Linked DNA regions of Homo sapiens: region 2 is linked to region 1. A link is a loop called in an ENCODE intact Hi-C map of the cell type or tissue named here. Cell type or tissue: HepG2. All regions are shown on one strand. Each heading gives the region's core, and the rest is flanking DNA. Links, peaks and the distances in the headings are about the cores only. Region 1 has its middle 290 kb from the start of TTTY16. Region 2 overlaps LOC107987338 (a long non-coding RNA gene).

Region 1 (8,352 bases), core at 235-8,234:
AAGGCAACGTTTGGGGTAGACAGTCTGGAAGTCCGTGTTAATTGGTGTTTTACTCAACTCCTCTATAGAATATGTCTCTGGGACTGTGAATTGATCAATCAATGCAATCAACACCAATAGTATGTAAGATTTCCTTCACGAAATCTCATGGAGGAAGACCCATGCATGCCCAGCATTAGAGAATGGATTTTATTTGCACACAAACGCATAGAGAACAAATAGCGTGAGGACATACATGTGGTAAAGGAAGCAAGGTGTGGGGCCGGCGCGTGGAAAGACAAGCCACTTAGTGTGGGTGTTGTGAAGGGCGGGGTAAGAAATCATAAGTCATGGAAGTAGGCAGGGGCGCATGTTTGAGGACCTTACCACAAAAGCAGGAAGCATGCACTTGATTTGTTGAAAACCAGAAGCCATTGAAGAGTATTGATGGAAACCTTAACAGGACCATGTGAAATCCCATTGTATTACTAATAATGTAACATGAAATTGAAGGTGCCTAACTGCTCAAGAAAGAAAATCATCCGTCATACTTTAACTCTGAGAGGAATGAGAGGTGGGCACAGACACGAGTGGGCTCAGCCCGTGTGAGTGAGGGGAATTGAGGAATCACTGGGGTGCGCGTCCTGCGTCTCGACTGCATGTTTGCTGCAGAGCACGTTTTTCTTTCTTGCCTCCATTGGGTTTTCTTCAATTGCGTTCAGTATATCTTCTGGAACTAATCATGCCCTGTGTTGCCAAGTCTCTAAAATGTTAAGATCCGAGCAAAGTCAAGCGGCTTACACTAGGCTTTTTTATAGCTGTGTTTGAGAACGTTTCCGAGTGGACCAGGGCCTCGAGGAGCGTCTTTTTCAGCAAATTCAGCAGATGTGTTCAGCAGTTCCCTCGGTTTTGTATTTGACACCTTCATTTAAAATGCTAAGATGCAATATCATTCACTTCGAAGTAGGGAAAATGCAGAATTGTGTTTCCTTTTCATCCATGTGATTCCCTAAGAAACAGGTTTTTAAAATATGTGTTCTAAATTTTTTTTATTCTGTATTACTGCTTTGGCCATGTGGCTTTCATGACTTTCATTTTACCAGATTCTCAGCTCCCTGAAAGGTGGGGATGAGAAGCTCTGGAATTACAGCAAGGTTTTTGTTCCATGAGCACAAAACTGTATCATTAACATTTTTAATGGTATGGATTTTATACCATCTGTGTATGTTTGCAAATATTAAGTTATTACATTTTAAAATGAGTGTTTTTCATCCTAAATTTTATATGTTTGCAAATTTTTTTAAATAAAATTTCAAAACCAAGTTTTAGCACCTAAAAAAAAGGGACACTGTTTTCCCTGTTATATTTAAATATATATAAACATATACATATATTTATGTATAAATGTATTTATATTTATAAATTGACAATTATATATAAATATGTAGAATTATATAATATTTCTATGTATTTATAGACATAGGTATGTATATATACTTATATTTATAAATTTTACATAATTACCAATAATATATATTTTTATTTGTGTAAATGAAATATCTACATTTATAAAATTGTATAAACTTTACACAACTATAAAAACATTATTTATACTATATACTTATATATAATTTAAAAATATATAATTGTATATTTATAACATTTATAAATTTATATATATATATATTTTGAGACAGGGTCTCACTCATCTAGGCTGCAGTGCAATGGCACAATCACAGCTTAATGCAGCCTCAACCTCTGGGGCCTCAGTTGATTCTCTCATCTCAGCCTCCCCAGCAGCTGAGACCACAGACACTCACCATCATGCCAGCTAATTTGTATTTTTTTTACAGAGATATGGTTTCACCATGTTGCCATGTCAGGTCTCGAACTGCTAAATATATTTTAAAGTATTACTTCTACACTGAATCTTAAGCTATTGTAGACAGGTTTTTGCTTTCTTTAAGCTTGTTTTGTGTTTTGACCTCTATTGGATCAGCCATGACACTTGAGACATCTTTTGAAAGTGATTAGAAGTCCAAGCTCCTAATAAGAAATTGTAACACTGCAAAGTCTTGAAAGCATTTTAGGATTCATGCATTTATTCCTAGACAGAATTAGGAAAAACATGGCTTGGCCTGAGTTTTTTTCCTAGTCCTATTGTTCTATAAACCTATGCAAACATATTCCGTTCCATAACTTGGGAGGCCAACCAAATTTCAAAACAGGTACCTATAACTCAAGCCATGCTGATTTTAGTGAACACTGCTCACAGGCCTTGTGGGAGGTTTGACTGTGTGTTTGCTACATTGCCTTCCAGTTCTGTGGGTTTATGAGCAGGTGCAAACACAGCTAAGAATGCAGGCTGCTTGTGTTGTTTCAATGTCACATGTTTTGAACGGTGAAATGTATGTTCTTTGTGAACTGAGGACACATGCCAACATGCTATGGTTCTTATTTCCCTTTGCTTTAAGGAAATGATTCTCATATGTTAATATGTTGAACATGGAAGTTAACGTATTTAGCACATCCTATATCAAAACCATTAAAAAACTGAGAGAAAATGCTAAAGGGAAATAATTGTATTCCAAACAACTTGCCTTCTTCTATCTCTATAAACCTTTTTATTTATTTATTTTTAAATTTTTCTGGAGACAGGGTCTCATTCTTGTCACCCAGGCTGCAGTGCAGTGGCATAATCATAGCTCACTGCAGCCTTGAACTCCTGGGCTCAAGCAATCCTCCTGCCTCAGCCTTGTAAGTAGCTAGGACCATTGGCATGTCCCACCATGCCCAGCTATTTTTTTCATTTTAATTTTTAGTAGAGATGGGGCCTCACTATGTTGCCCAGGCTGGTCTAGAACCCCTGGGCTGAAGCCATCTTCCCACCTTGACTTCCCAAAATGTTGGGATTACAGGCATGAGCCATGCTGCTGAGCAATATTTATAAACCTGATTCTACATAATTGTATTTTTGAAACCCATACCTTACATATTTGCTTGTTTTCATTGCATTTATTAATCATTTCACAAGCCCCAAGGAACTTCCTATAGGTTAGATGAGCAAAAGCCCAGTTAACTTGGGCAGTCTCTCCTAAATGTTCCCTTCTTGAAAGAAAGAAGAATGTGCTGTGCTTGAGAATGCAAGAACGTTTTCCATCCCTAAAAACCAGCATTACTGGTCATAGATGACTCCTGTACAAATAGCCTTTTGAAATGTTTTTGTGGATTTCAGTTTTTGTATTGATAATATCTAGCAATGCACGCTTCTTTCTGCAAATGAGAATCCACATTTTCAGATTTTCCGGCGTAGGGAATTCATTCAAGTTTTTGTGCAATTGGGAGCCTTCCGCAACATCGATGAAAGATGTGTGCAGGCTTCATGCCCTAGTGTTGCAATTGATAGGCAAACAGATGGTGCTGCGGAAGCCATTCTTAGGTAAATAAAATCTGTGGTAACAACACAAAAGCCAAGGTGGGGAAATATTTGAAAGCGGCCTCTTGGATATTGGGGCTTTCTGTTTCAATATGGCCTTTGCCCCTCCTAAGATGAGTTTGTAATAAACTCAGATAGATGCCCTTGTCTGAACAAACCACACCTAGGATTTGCAAGCCACTGACCATCACCCATTGGTTGGAGGGGGACAGCTGTAGGAGACAGCTGTTTGCGGTTAAAGGCATAAACCACATTTATATGTTGTGAAATCATTTTTTCAGGGATCCAGCCCTGGAGCTCTTTTTCCCATGGTCTTCATTTCAGTGTCTTGGCCCACAGAGGTCACTGCATTGGACACGCCAAATTACGTCTATATTGCATCAATTTGGATAAAAGAATATTCTTGAAAATTTTTTTTTATTTTTCTCTTTAGCAAATTGCATGTGTTGAAGTAATTTCCCCTTTTGTTTTCATTATCATTAGCAACCTTTTAGCCAGAGGGATCTCATTAAAACTTGTCATATTTTCTGTTTTGGGCATAAGAGTGTAATGGGATATTTTCCCATTCATCTTGTCTGTTATTTACTGTTCAAGAAAATTACCTTTCCTCTGGGAACAAAAGAGGAGTGGCACAGTGTGAGCCAGAAGGTTGGACAAAGACAGGATTATATAGGGCTTTGTGAGACTTGGAAAAGTGTTGGTAGTTTATTGTTATTTTATTATTATTATTATTATTATTCTAAATGCAAAAAGAAGAGATTATAGAGAGTAACTTATGATTTCAAAGGCTTTGATGTATTATGAGTGATGAATAGTTTGGAGAAATTTATAATGAGAGGAACAGGCAGTTCTTCCAGTACAGCCAGGAAGCTGAGGATGCAAGCTTAAACTAAAATGGTCAGAGTGGAAATAAACAAAAATGAACTCATGAGATATATATGTTTGAAGGCAGAATGTTTCATCAGTATGTTGTTTATTTGCACCATAGAATTTTTAAAATTCTGTTATTTATTTCTTTTGGAGTTGAACGTTTTATAAAAACTGTAAAAGATTTAATAAAAAATATTGGAAAAGGCCAGGCACAGTGGTTCATGCCTGTAATCCCAGCACTTTGGAAGGCCGAGTGAGGCACATCAGTTGAGGTGAGGAGTTCAACACCAGCCTGGCCAACATAGTGAAACCCCATCTATACTAAAAATATAAAAACTAGCTGGCTGCAGTGGCACATGCCCATAATACCAGCTACTTGGGAGGCTGAGGCAGGAGAATCACTTGAACCCAGGAGGCAGAGATTGTGGTGAGCCACGATCACACCACTGCACTCTACCATGGGTGACAGAGCAAGACTCTGTCTCAAAAAAAAAAAAAAAAAAAAAAGAAAGAAAGAAATATTGGAAAAGCAGATAGCACTAAGAAGCGTTGGTGCTACTTCTAGAGCAAATAAAATTTGTCTCATTCTGGAAATAAAATGTCTTTTCTAAGTTAAATTAAGAGACAAATGTTTGGGGCTTTCTACTGTATTTTGGGCACTGAATAAAAATAAGAATACAATTTCCATATGTAATATAAATAAACATTCATGTAAAAATATGAACAAACTTCTAGGTAGGATGGTAGCAGGAGACTGGGCATATAAACCCACAGATCTCCAAGAAAACCCATGTCATTAGGCAGAATGCCACAATATTACCCAAACTTCACAGAATTTACCCCATTCAGAATTTGGCAGAAAGAAAATGAAGGGTTATGGAGAAGTAATCTGCAAACCACTTTCCTCTAATCCTAAAGAGCAGTAAACCAGTGCTATGGTCTGAAAGTTTGTGTTACCCCAAGATTCAGATGTTGAAATCTTAATTCCCAAGGAGATGGTGTTAGGAGATGGGGCTTTTGGGAGGTCATGAGATCCTGAGGGTGGAGCTATATGAATGAGACTAGTGCCCTTATAAAAGGGACTCCAGAGAGAGCTCCTTTGTCCCTTCCGTCATGGAAGGACACAGCAAGAAGGCACCATCTCTGAAGGAGAGAACCTTGATCACATACCAAATTTTCTGTCACATTAATCTTGAACTTCCAGCCTCCAGAAGTGTGAGAAATAAATTTCTATTGTTTATATATTTCCAGTCTATGGAAATTTATAATTGCAGCCCAAATGGACCAAGAAAGCTGGCAGAGTTGGGGGAAATGCAGAAAAGAGAAATAAAATGGATTCTCACTAATGCCCAAGGAATTGCAATGAAGGATTGACCATGGGGTGAACATTCACACAATCAGAAGACTAGAAAAAGAACAATGGCTCAGGTGCTGTCATTCACACCTGTAATCCTAGCACTTTGGGAGGCCAAGGAAGGCAGACCACTTGAGGTCAGGAGTTTGAGACCAGCCTGGCCAACATGGTGAAACCCTGTCTCTACCAAAAATACAAAAATTAGCCAGGTGTGGTGGCAGCGCCTGTAATTCCAGCTACTCAGGAGAATTGCTTGAAACTGGGAGGTGGAGGCTGCAGTGAGCTGAGACTGTGCCACTGCACTCCAGCCTGGATGACAGAATGAGACTCTGTCAAAAAAAAAAAAAAAAAAAAAAAAAAGGAAAGGAAAGAAAAAGAACAATGGTTTTCTGAGTTACTTCCACTCCACTAACCTTCCTTTTTAACCAATCCTGTCAACAGAGGAAAAACTACCGCTCATCCGAAAGAGGGAAGAGGACTCCGGGAATAAAGACAAATTGCTATTTCTGAAAAGGTTTATTGTGAAAGCATGCAAAATTTACTAAATTATGGTGAAATGCATAGACAAGAAAACCTACACTGATGTGGATAAATTTTCTTAGGAAGTGGCAAATGTCAGATTATATCCTGCAGAATATCAAGGCTGAGAAATGGAAGAAAACTCAGGAAGTTCAAAATCAAGAGAACAGTTTAATGTAATGAAATAATAGGTTTGTTGTTCAGCAAGAATATATAAAAAAAAGTTATCCCAGAAGACAAGTATATTCAACCAAAAGAAATCACAAAAAGAAATAAAAGTTTCTTGAATTGATGGAAGACCTAAGTCAACAGATGAAAGCAGCCCAATGAATTTGAAGATATGACAAGATGCATTAATTTTGAAACCTTAAGGCACATGATACAAGTAATTATGATAGAAAGGCAACATTTTAAATTCTAAAATAATGAGCTAATATGCAAGTTCACATTGATAAACTCTGGATAGCGAATGGGAGTGGCTGAGGATTTTCACACTCAGATGTCTAGCCAGTGAGTTAATGGCTGAGGCAGTGTGGGCTAAGGAGATGTAGGTGTAAATGCTAATATTTAGAACTGCATGCTGAATCACACTGAATCAATTTTAACTGACAGTTCTTACTCCAGGATGTCAGCCAGAGATGGTGGGATTTTTTTAAGGGAAATCACCCAATACAACAGTTTTATAATTCACAAATTCTTATTACATTTTGGAGAATTCAGCACTTCAAAAACCACATATATAGGCTGGCAAGCCCTGTTTTGCCCACAACTACTGGGTAATGACCTCAGCTCTGCATATCTGCCTCCCCCAAGCCACACACATGTAAAAAATGCTCAGCTTCTTTCCACTTGATACACACTCCCCTGTGCATTTCCTCTTTTCTCCTGTTTTTGAAGGTTGTACCATATCTTCATGTATGTCCCATGATGTCACTCTTCTGTTGGCTTTCTCCGTTCCCCATCTGCCACCTAAATTTGTAAGATTAGGACCAGCAGAGACAGAAGAGGGAAGGTGATATGGCTAGGCTTTGTGTCCCCACCCAAATCTCATCTTGAATTGTAATCCCCATAATTCCCACATGTCAAGGAGAGACAAGGTGGGTAATTGGATTGTGGGGATGATTTCTGCCATGCTGTTCTTATGATAATGAGTCAGTTCTCATGAGATCTGATGGTTTTATAAGGGGCTCTTCCCCCTTCACTCAGCACTTCTCCTTCCTGCCACCTTGTGAAGAAGGTGCCTGCTTCCCCTTCCTCCATGATTGTAAGTTTCTGGAGTCCTCCTCAGCCATGTGGACTGTGAGTCAATTAAACCTCTTTCCTTTATAAATTACCCAGTGTTAGGCAGTTCTTTATAGCAGTATGAAAACAGACCAATACAGAAGGGAAGAAAGGTAAACCTAACATGTGTATCCCAGTGTCTATGTCAGGAAATGCATCAGAAGGGAGCAGAATTGCCATCCCTAATAGAGCCAAGGAATTTGGGGGTTGTTGCCTGGCAGCAGTCCTTGAAAGAGGAGAAGGTAAATGGGAAAGAACCTCAAATAGAGAGATCAGGATGGCAACAGCACCCCAGGTCTTAAAGAAAAAGAACCATGGAGTGATTCCCCTTGACAGGAATAGTGAAGGGAGTTTTACAATCAGCAAATTCTGGTGTTCGTGTTGTGATGTCTATGGTGCTCTCACTGTATTACTAACAAGAATGTAATGTCTACAGGTTTAACAAAGAAGGGACAAACAGAAACAAGGGGAATGACGAAGGCAGGCTTCTGAACACAGATAGTATGAAGGAGGAAGGAAGGGCGTAGTGGTTGCGCCAAGAGGCAGAATTTGGAGAGAACGTGTCTTGGAGAATATAAGTGCCACTGCTGCCAAAATCCGCTTCCAGATAGCCTTGGAAATATTGGGAAGGTCATGAAAAAGTCCCTGTTGCAATGGAATGACTTCAGATCTTTTATCTGGGTAGAAAAGGGAAACGTGACCTCAAGTGATTGAAGAGCTCTAAGCACTCAGGCAACACTTCCCAATGCCAATCTGATAAAATCCCCTCTTGGGACTCTGTAGATGGTTCAAAATAAAATCCCAAGTTTTTTGTAAGACACCCAAGACTTTACTCTTCAGTCTCCTCTCTTTATGTCATCTTGATTTTCCTCTATTGGGCATCCCCAACAGGAGAGATTTCCTCTCCATCACC
Region 2 (8,352 bases), core at 99-8,098, 53 kb before region 1:
GTTCCTAACGGGCCACATGGGGACCCGTGTTTTAACATATATCATCTCTAATCTGTCTCCCCAAATCTCTGAAGATTATTGTTCCCAATGTACATCAAAAGACCCTGTAGGGGCAGAGATGTAAAAGCATCAGCCTGATATTCTGTTGCTGGCATATATCATAGATGGTCATCAAATCCTGATTTTATACAGTTGCATAAAAGACATAATTCTAATATATGATAGCAGGGTAAGGTGCCTATAGTTAGCAATAATGTATTGTGTATTTTAAAATAGCTAGGAGATTTGAAATGTTCCCAACACATGGAAATGATTAATTCTCAAGGTGACAGATATTCCAAATAATCTGGCCTGATCACTACACATTCTATGCAAGCAACAAACTGTCACATGTACCCCATAGATATGTAAAATAGTATGAATCAATAATAGAAAAAAAGGTAAATGCAAGCAAGTTTCTCAAAAAAATTATCAGTTTCTTCAAGTATCTGGTATGGTCCTTAAACTCACAACTCCTGTGCAAGAAGTCAAGCTCGATTTTGGCTAGGGTTTGTGGGGTGCCTGATGTTTAGTTTGAACACCATCCAATTTCACAGGCATTTTTTGATATATTCCATGCGTCACTCTTCTGCAAATCATTTGGTCCTAAGCTCACCATGAGCTCCAAAGGGTGGGAGCGTCCACGGGAAGGAAGGGCTTCTCTGGGGTGATAAGCATTGCTTTGCTCAGAAGCAGCCTGGGCAGATGGAATTCTGGACAAAGGATGCCAGGACATGAAGGGTTTTCTTCCAGCCCCAAACTTAACTCTCCTGGTACGTTATACTGCAAAGAAGGCTGAAATACAAGAAAATGGCCAATGAGGGGATGCGTTGAGAATGAGGCAAAGGACTCTGGCTTTTCCTTTTCCTGAGATAGCTGGAAGAATTTGAAGGATTTTGAGCATGAGAGAGGTGTGAGCAGAGATGAGCTGCTCAGACAGAAGTTGGCCTGTGGTTTGGGGTCCTCTAGACAGGAAAAGATTAGAAGCAGGGACACCATTGGTAATCAACAATTGATCGCCAAAAATTCACCCAATCAAAATGGCAGGAAATGACCTCAGAATACCTTGGATGCTGAAGGTGCCCTGTAAGTGTTAGTCAAATTGAATATACTTTGGATCTGGAGGTATAAATTATATATTATGTATAATAGGTATGTCATATATATAAAATATATATTTTAATAATATATCTTAAATATTATTGTAATATATAATACTTAAATACTATATGTAATATATAGTATTTGAAATATTATATTATAATAAAACACAAATTACATATTATTTCATATTATATATTAAATTGCGATTACTCTTAATGGCAGAAACCACAATTACTTTTGCACCAACCTAATAATACGTAATATATAACTATATGATATATAATATACCATTATATGTCTATGTATGTTATATATAATATACTATGTAACATATATTCTATGTAATATATACTATGTAATATATGATATTATAATTAAATGTTATGTGTAATATATATCATATACATAATATAATGTAAATGTCATATATTATATAGTATAAGGTGTTATATAACATATGGTGTTATGTCTATGTATGTTATATACATTATATACTATGTAATATATATATACTATGTAGTATATATTATAATTAAATGTGTTATATGTAATATACATCACATACCTTATATAATATATATGTCATATATTATATTGTATAAGGTGTTATATATTATATAACATATAGTATTATAAATTATGTAATAGATAATATAGATAATTGCTGAGTCAGCAAGACCAACCCTTCTGTTTCTCCTCCTCCTCAACCTCCTCAACATGAAGACAATGAGGATGCACACTTTTATGATGATCCACTTCCACTCAATGAATAGTAAATGTATTTTCTGTTCCTTATTATTTTCTTAATGACATTTTCTTTTCTTTAGCTTACTTTATTGTAAGAATAAAGTATAAAATGATGTAAATTATATATAATATATAGTTATATTTTATAAATATATTTTATACCATACATAACATTTTATACTATTTTATTATTATATTATTTTATTATTTATACTATTTTAACTATATTATATACATTTTGTATATTTAAATTATTACATATTTATAGATAACACATTTTAATAACAATTTATTATCTATAACATACATATACAAATAATTATGTATAATACACAATATAATAAATAATGAAATATTTATCAATAATGGTCACTTCAAAACACAAAATCAAAATTTTTATCAGATGTGTTGTCAGGAGGCTGTTGTAATTAAGCTCTGGATGGAATTGACCTATCTTATTGGGCACAGGTGGAAAGACAGAATGCATTTTTCTATTAATATTTAACCAAGATCTATTGTGCTTATAATACTTGCAGCAGCAACAGCATCAAGAGCACATGATCCCTGTCCTCAGAGTCACACATCAGCCAAAAGCTCACACAAAGTAAGATGCTAGGGATGAACTCAGAAAGTGCTATGAAATAATAGCCAGGCACGGTCACGGGTGCCTGTAATCCCAGCTACTTGGGAGGCTGAGGCAAGAGAGTTGCTTGAACCCAAGAGGCAGAGGTTGCAGTTAGCCAAGATCATGCCACTGCACTCCAGCATGGGCAACAAGAGAAAGACTCCATCTCAAAAAACAAAAAATTAATTAATATTAAAAGAATTAATTAAAATTAAAAGAAAATAAAATAAAATTAGTATTAATCATAAATCACATAGCGACAAGCTTCCTGGAAGCCAAAGGAAAAAAGTGAGACATCTTCTGCATTATGAATCACACATTTCTTTGGTAAGAAATTAAGCAAAGCTTTTCCAGTCATATCTGAGTCATTCATACCAAAAACGTCTTCAACAGTACCCCCACAGTAAAGACAGGATCACAACTTAAAAGTGCAATCTGTTACAAATATTCTCATTTTAGAGCTCAGTGCACTATAAGAAAGTACTGCTCAGCAGTAGCAATTCTGTGGAGAACTACAACAGAAGTGAATTCAGTTTTTGGATGGTCCAGATTTTATTTTACTGAAAATAAAATCTATGCTATCCAGGACCATGAGTCCTTCAAAACATGTTCCTCCAATAGCGTGTCTCTCAAGTAATTGCATTTTAGGATCATATCGTCTGGCAGAAGCATGGACAACCTGCATTTTTCTGTGGTTGTTTAAGGGCATGTGCATAAACCCTAATGATCGAGGATGAGAAGAGCATGGTTACAACCCTGCAAAGGAAGGTTCATGGCAGAATGGCTGCTGGGCTTCCTTCAGTGCAGCTAGTATGTTTCTTAAAAATGAAAGTCCTCTCCACTCCTATCTATCTATCTATCTATCTATCTATCTATCTATCTATCTATCTATCTATCTAATGTGTCTATCTGTATTTCTATCTATCTCTATCTGTATTTCTGTGTTTCTATCCATCATCTATCATGTATTATCTTTTTATCTTTCTATCATCTATCATCTGTCTACTTAACACCTATTATCCCTCTATCATCTATCTATTTTTTTCTGTTTCTCTATTCTCTATCTCTACCTTTGTATTTTCATCTCCTACACACACACACACACACACACACAACAAATCTCCAATCTTCTGCTCCCTTGGGCAATATAGTTAGATCATTTCATTACAGGAAGTGTGTCCAAGGAACACATAGAAGTCACTGGTCCCAACCACAGAAATATTTCTACCACAAAGAACATGGATTGAGCAATGCAGTCTCTTTGTGAAGAATGAGGATCCATTTTACACAAAAGAAAACTTAAAATAGCCAGAACCACTGTATGGATTTGCTGTGCATACACTCATTTCATCTTGGTGACCATCTACCTAAAATAATTATATGTATTCTCAAAAATTTATCATAAGCCACTGTTAGGACAATGGCTTCATTGTAGGAACCACTGTCCATTGATTCATCACTTAACTGTAGTAAAGTTGACCTTTGAACAACACAGGTTTGAACTATGTGGTCCACTTAGAAGGGGATGGGATTCTCTTCCACCTCTGACACTACCGAGTCAGCAAGACCAACCCTTCCCTTCCTCCTCAACCTCCTCAATGCGAAGACAATGACGATGCACATTTTTATGATGATCCACTTCCACTCAATGAATAGCAAATGTATTTTCTGTTCCTTATTATTTTCTTAATACATTTTCTTTTCTTTAGCTTGCTTTATTGTAAGAATACAGTATTTAATACACATAACATATAAAATATGTGCTAATCGACTGTTTATGTTATCAGGAAGGCTTCCACTCAAAAGTAGGTTATTATTAGTTCTGTTTTGGGAGAGTCAAAAGTTACAAGTGGATTTTTTTTTTTTTTTGAGCGGAGTTTCACTCTTGTTGGCCAGGCTGAAGTACAGTAACTCAATCTCTGCTCATTGCAAACTCTGCCTCCTGGGTCCAAGTGATTTGTCTGCCTCAGCCTCCTGAGTAGCTGGGATTACAGGCGCATGTCACCACTCTTGGCAAAATTTTGTATTTTTAGTAGATACAGGGTTTCACTATGTTGGCCAGGCTGGTCTTGAACTCCTGAGCCTCAGCCTCCCAAAGTGCTGGGGTTACAGGTTGTGTAACCGCAGCCTACAGGTGGATTTTTTACTGCACTGGGGGTTGGCACCCCTAACTCCCACATTGTTCAAGAGTCTACTATACATTAATGTACTCTTGGGGTGTGTTTGTGTTCTCCAACACTATGAGTGTTGGAGAAGGTATGGAATTTTTCACCTCCTCTCTCCTTCCTGTTATGGAAACAGGGATGCTGACTCCTGGGCTATTTCCCATGGTGACATCAATTAAATTGGGTCTCAACTCCAGAAAGGAGAGGAAACAGTTTAGTACATGTCAGATCGTATTGGATGACCACATCACCAGTTCAATAAAAAGCCAAATTTAGCCACGACAAAAAACTCATGAATCTCACAAAGGCAGGCATGAAAAGACTCATTGCAATGGGTTTAAGAAGAAGGTGACTTTACTGTAAATTCCCACTCACTCAAAATTCCTGTGATTGGGAAACTCATGCAGGTGAAATTTGTCTTCTGTCCTTCATCTGAAAGAACAATTACACAAATCCCAAATATCTGCTTAAAAGGTGTGTTGGAGGCATTCTACAGAACCGTTATAAGGTTGAGTAGAATTAAGTATCCAGTGCAATGGACATCTATAATGATCATTCTGAGTTGCTGTGAGATAGTGTATAGAACAATAACAAATTTGAATACAATTAAATATAAAAGTAAATATGTGCAATGGTGACTCAAGCTGGGTATAATGTAACCTTGATTTGGAAATAGCATATCTGAAATGAAAGAAACAGAAGAATGCTATGTCTCTGCTCCATCTCTTACAGCTATAACTTCTTCCTGAAGCAACTTATGGCTCTATCATGTGGTTTTCATACGAAAAATGATAAGAGCAGAATATTTGAACTTTCTTAGCTATTATGCTCAATGGATGAATGTATAGATAGATAGATAGATGATGGATAGATAGATTAGATAATTGATAGATGATAGATAGTAGATGGATAAGTAGGTAGATGATAGAGATGAGATTTTGATAGGTAGGAAAGTAGCTAGATAGAAGATAGTTGGATGAGTAGATAGATAAGTGATGGATAGATAAAGATAGAAGACATAGATGATGATAGTTAGATGATAGATGGATGTAGATGAATAGAGAGATGATAGATGAGACAGATGATAGACACATAAGATAATAGATAAGTGGATGAGATAAATGGATAGATAATAAATAGATACATAGATGGATACAGAGCGACATGAGAGTTGAATAGGTAGGGAAGTAGGTACACAGAAAGCTTGATAGATGGATGAGTAGATAGAAGACAGATGGATAAAAATGGAAGAGACAGAGATAGATACGAGATAGACAATGATAGCTAAACTAATAAATCTAATAGCTATTACATATGATATGAATTTATACTTATACTCACATACACACAGTTGAAGTTTGCATGTAGAGGAATAGTTAGATGTTAGCAATTTGTATTGAATTACAATTGTACTTCACGTATTTAAGTGTCATAAGCCAAATTCTAAATAACCTAATCCTTTTAAAATTATCAGTTCACTAGAATCCTGAGTTAAAAAGAACTTACAACCCTCCAATTCTAAATAATTTCTCAAGAGTAATGATGCAGTTGAGAGAAACCCCCAACCTCTCTGAGAGAGGAAACTTCTCCACTGCATTCCCTGGAAATAGGCACTCTTTGGGGCTCTCATTTGCCTCAAGATAATGATTTTGTTCTCTTTGTTTGCTTATAGGGGGAAACAACTATGTTATAAATCAAAGAGTTCTGGCTTTGTGCACTGCATCTGGAGATCCGACACATTTGGAATATTATTTTTGAAGTTGACCTCATTCATCTGTGTCGGCCTTGGCAGAGGCTGTGGTTAGATGCTAGTTCTGCTCACATAGATATGCCACATGGAAAAATATAAAAGTATTTTCAACAAACCAAGAAGCGGTGACCCAGATATAAAGAATGAGCATTTGTTTCCAGTGTCCCCTGGTGACTCACTTCACTCTGTCATTGGTTAGAGCTTTCCCGTTCTGAAGCACAGCCCCGGCAAACGTGGGGTTCTGGAAGGACAGAGCTTGCCTGGGAGATGATTCAGGAATCAGACAGGGGGTGGGTGTTCAGTAACTGTATCACTCTACCCTCAGCATGAGTTAGAAAAGGATTGCACTCCAGCTTCTGCTGCGGGTCTTCATTCTCTGCTGTGTGGTGTGTGTGTGTGAGAGAGAGAGAGAGACAGAGAGAGAGTCTTACTCTGTTGCTCAGGCTGCAGTGTAGTGGCAAAATAGGTCACTGCAGCTTTGACCTTTGACCTGCTAGGGTCAAGCTATCCTTCTGCCTCAGCCTCTGGATTAGCTGAGACTACAGGCACAAACCATCATACGCCTAGCTAATTGTTTTGCATTTTTTGTAGAGACACGGTTTTGTTACATTGCTAAGGCTGATCTTGAATGCCTAAGCTCAAGCAGTCTACATGCATTGGCCTCCCAAAATGCTGTGATTACAGGCATGAGTCACCACACCTGGCCACCATTCTCTGCTTTTCACTTGAGTAAATGCATTTACAAGCAAGGGTGAGCTCTGAGAAAGAAAGCTCTTGCCCAATTCCACAAACTGAAAAAGGATGAGGGATGAGTATTCAGGATACTGAGTATCTTGAATATAGTGGAACATCTGGGTTTTGGTTTTTTGTTTTTGAGACAGAGTCTCGCTCTGTTGTCCAGGCTAGAATGCAGTGATATAATCCTAGCTCACTGTAGCCTCGACCTCGTGGACTCAAGTGATCCTCCCACCTCAGCCTCCTGAGTAGATGGAACTGCAGGTGTGCAGCAGCACACCTGGCTATTTTATTTTTTTAATTTTTGTAGAGACGTGTTCTTACTATGTTGCCCAGGCTGGTCTCAAACTCCTGGGCTCAAGCTATCCTCCTGCCTTGGCTTCCCAAAATGCTGGGTTTACAGGCATAAGCCACCACTCCCAGACCTGTTTTTTTCTAATATCCTTGCCTTTGACACTCATTTGTTAGGGGAATGCATTTATTCCTTAGGGGTGCTGTAACAAATTGCCACCAATGTAGAGGCTTCCAGTAACGTGCATATTGAAACTGCCATTACTTTTGCACCAACCTAATACATACTCTCATGGTTCTGGAAGTTGGAAGTCCTGAATCAATACCACTGAGCTGAAGTCAGGGTTTCTCCACGGTTGTGCTCCCTTGGAAAGCCTGTGGGGAGGATCCTTCCTTACCTCCTCCAGCTTCTGGCAGCTCCATCGTCATCACTCTGATCCTCAAGGCCAGCCTCTCTGAATTCTCTCTGTGCTCTGTCTCACACCATCTTCTACTCTGTAGGTGTGTCAGGTCTCCTTGTGTCTTCCTCACATTAGGATCCATGTCTGGCAATTTAGGAGTCACCACTGCTCGGTTTGTTGAAAGTACTTTTATTTTTTTTCCATCTGGCATATCTAGTTGAGTGGAACCAGCATATCCCCCACAGCTTCTGCCAAGGCCAGCCCAGATAGTGAGGTCAGCCCCCCAAAAATAATTTTGTAAATGTGTCAGATCTCCAGATTCAGTGCACAAACCCACAACTCATTTATTAATCATCTAGTTATTTCCCTCTACAGGCAGGATTATCTGCCCATCTCAAGATCTGTACCTTATACACATCTTCAAAAATTATTTTTTCCAAATAAGGTTCCATTCGCAGGGTGCAGAGAGGAACAGCTGATCTGTTTGGAGAACAT

Evidence for each region. Peaks named below come from ENCODE experiments on the same cell type or tissue, not always from the same donor. Only the 100,000 strongest peaks of a DNase experiment are listed, where the experiment ranks them.
Region 2: it touches region 1 in a loop (5-fold over the local background); 1 of 110 quality-filtered maps calls a loop at or near these places.

The regions. Positions count from the first base shown.
Region 1 is chrY:7,410,559-7,418,910 of GRCh38, reverse strand. No RefSeq gene overlaps it. Among named protein-coding and RNA genes, the nearest start is that of TTTY16, 290 kb to the left of the region's middle. In HepG2, for the core only: no CTCF peak of the experiment used is centred there; a DNase peak (open chromatin) is centred at 3,490.
Region 2 is chrY:7,463,705-7,472,056 of GRCh38, reverse strand. All of the region lies in intron 1 of LOC107987338 (a long non-coding RNA gene), which reads right to left. Among named protein-coding and RNA genes, the nearest start is that of TTTY16, 230 kb to the left of the region's middle. In HepG2, for the core only: no CTCF peak of the experiment used is centred there; no DNase peak of the experiment used is centred there.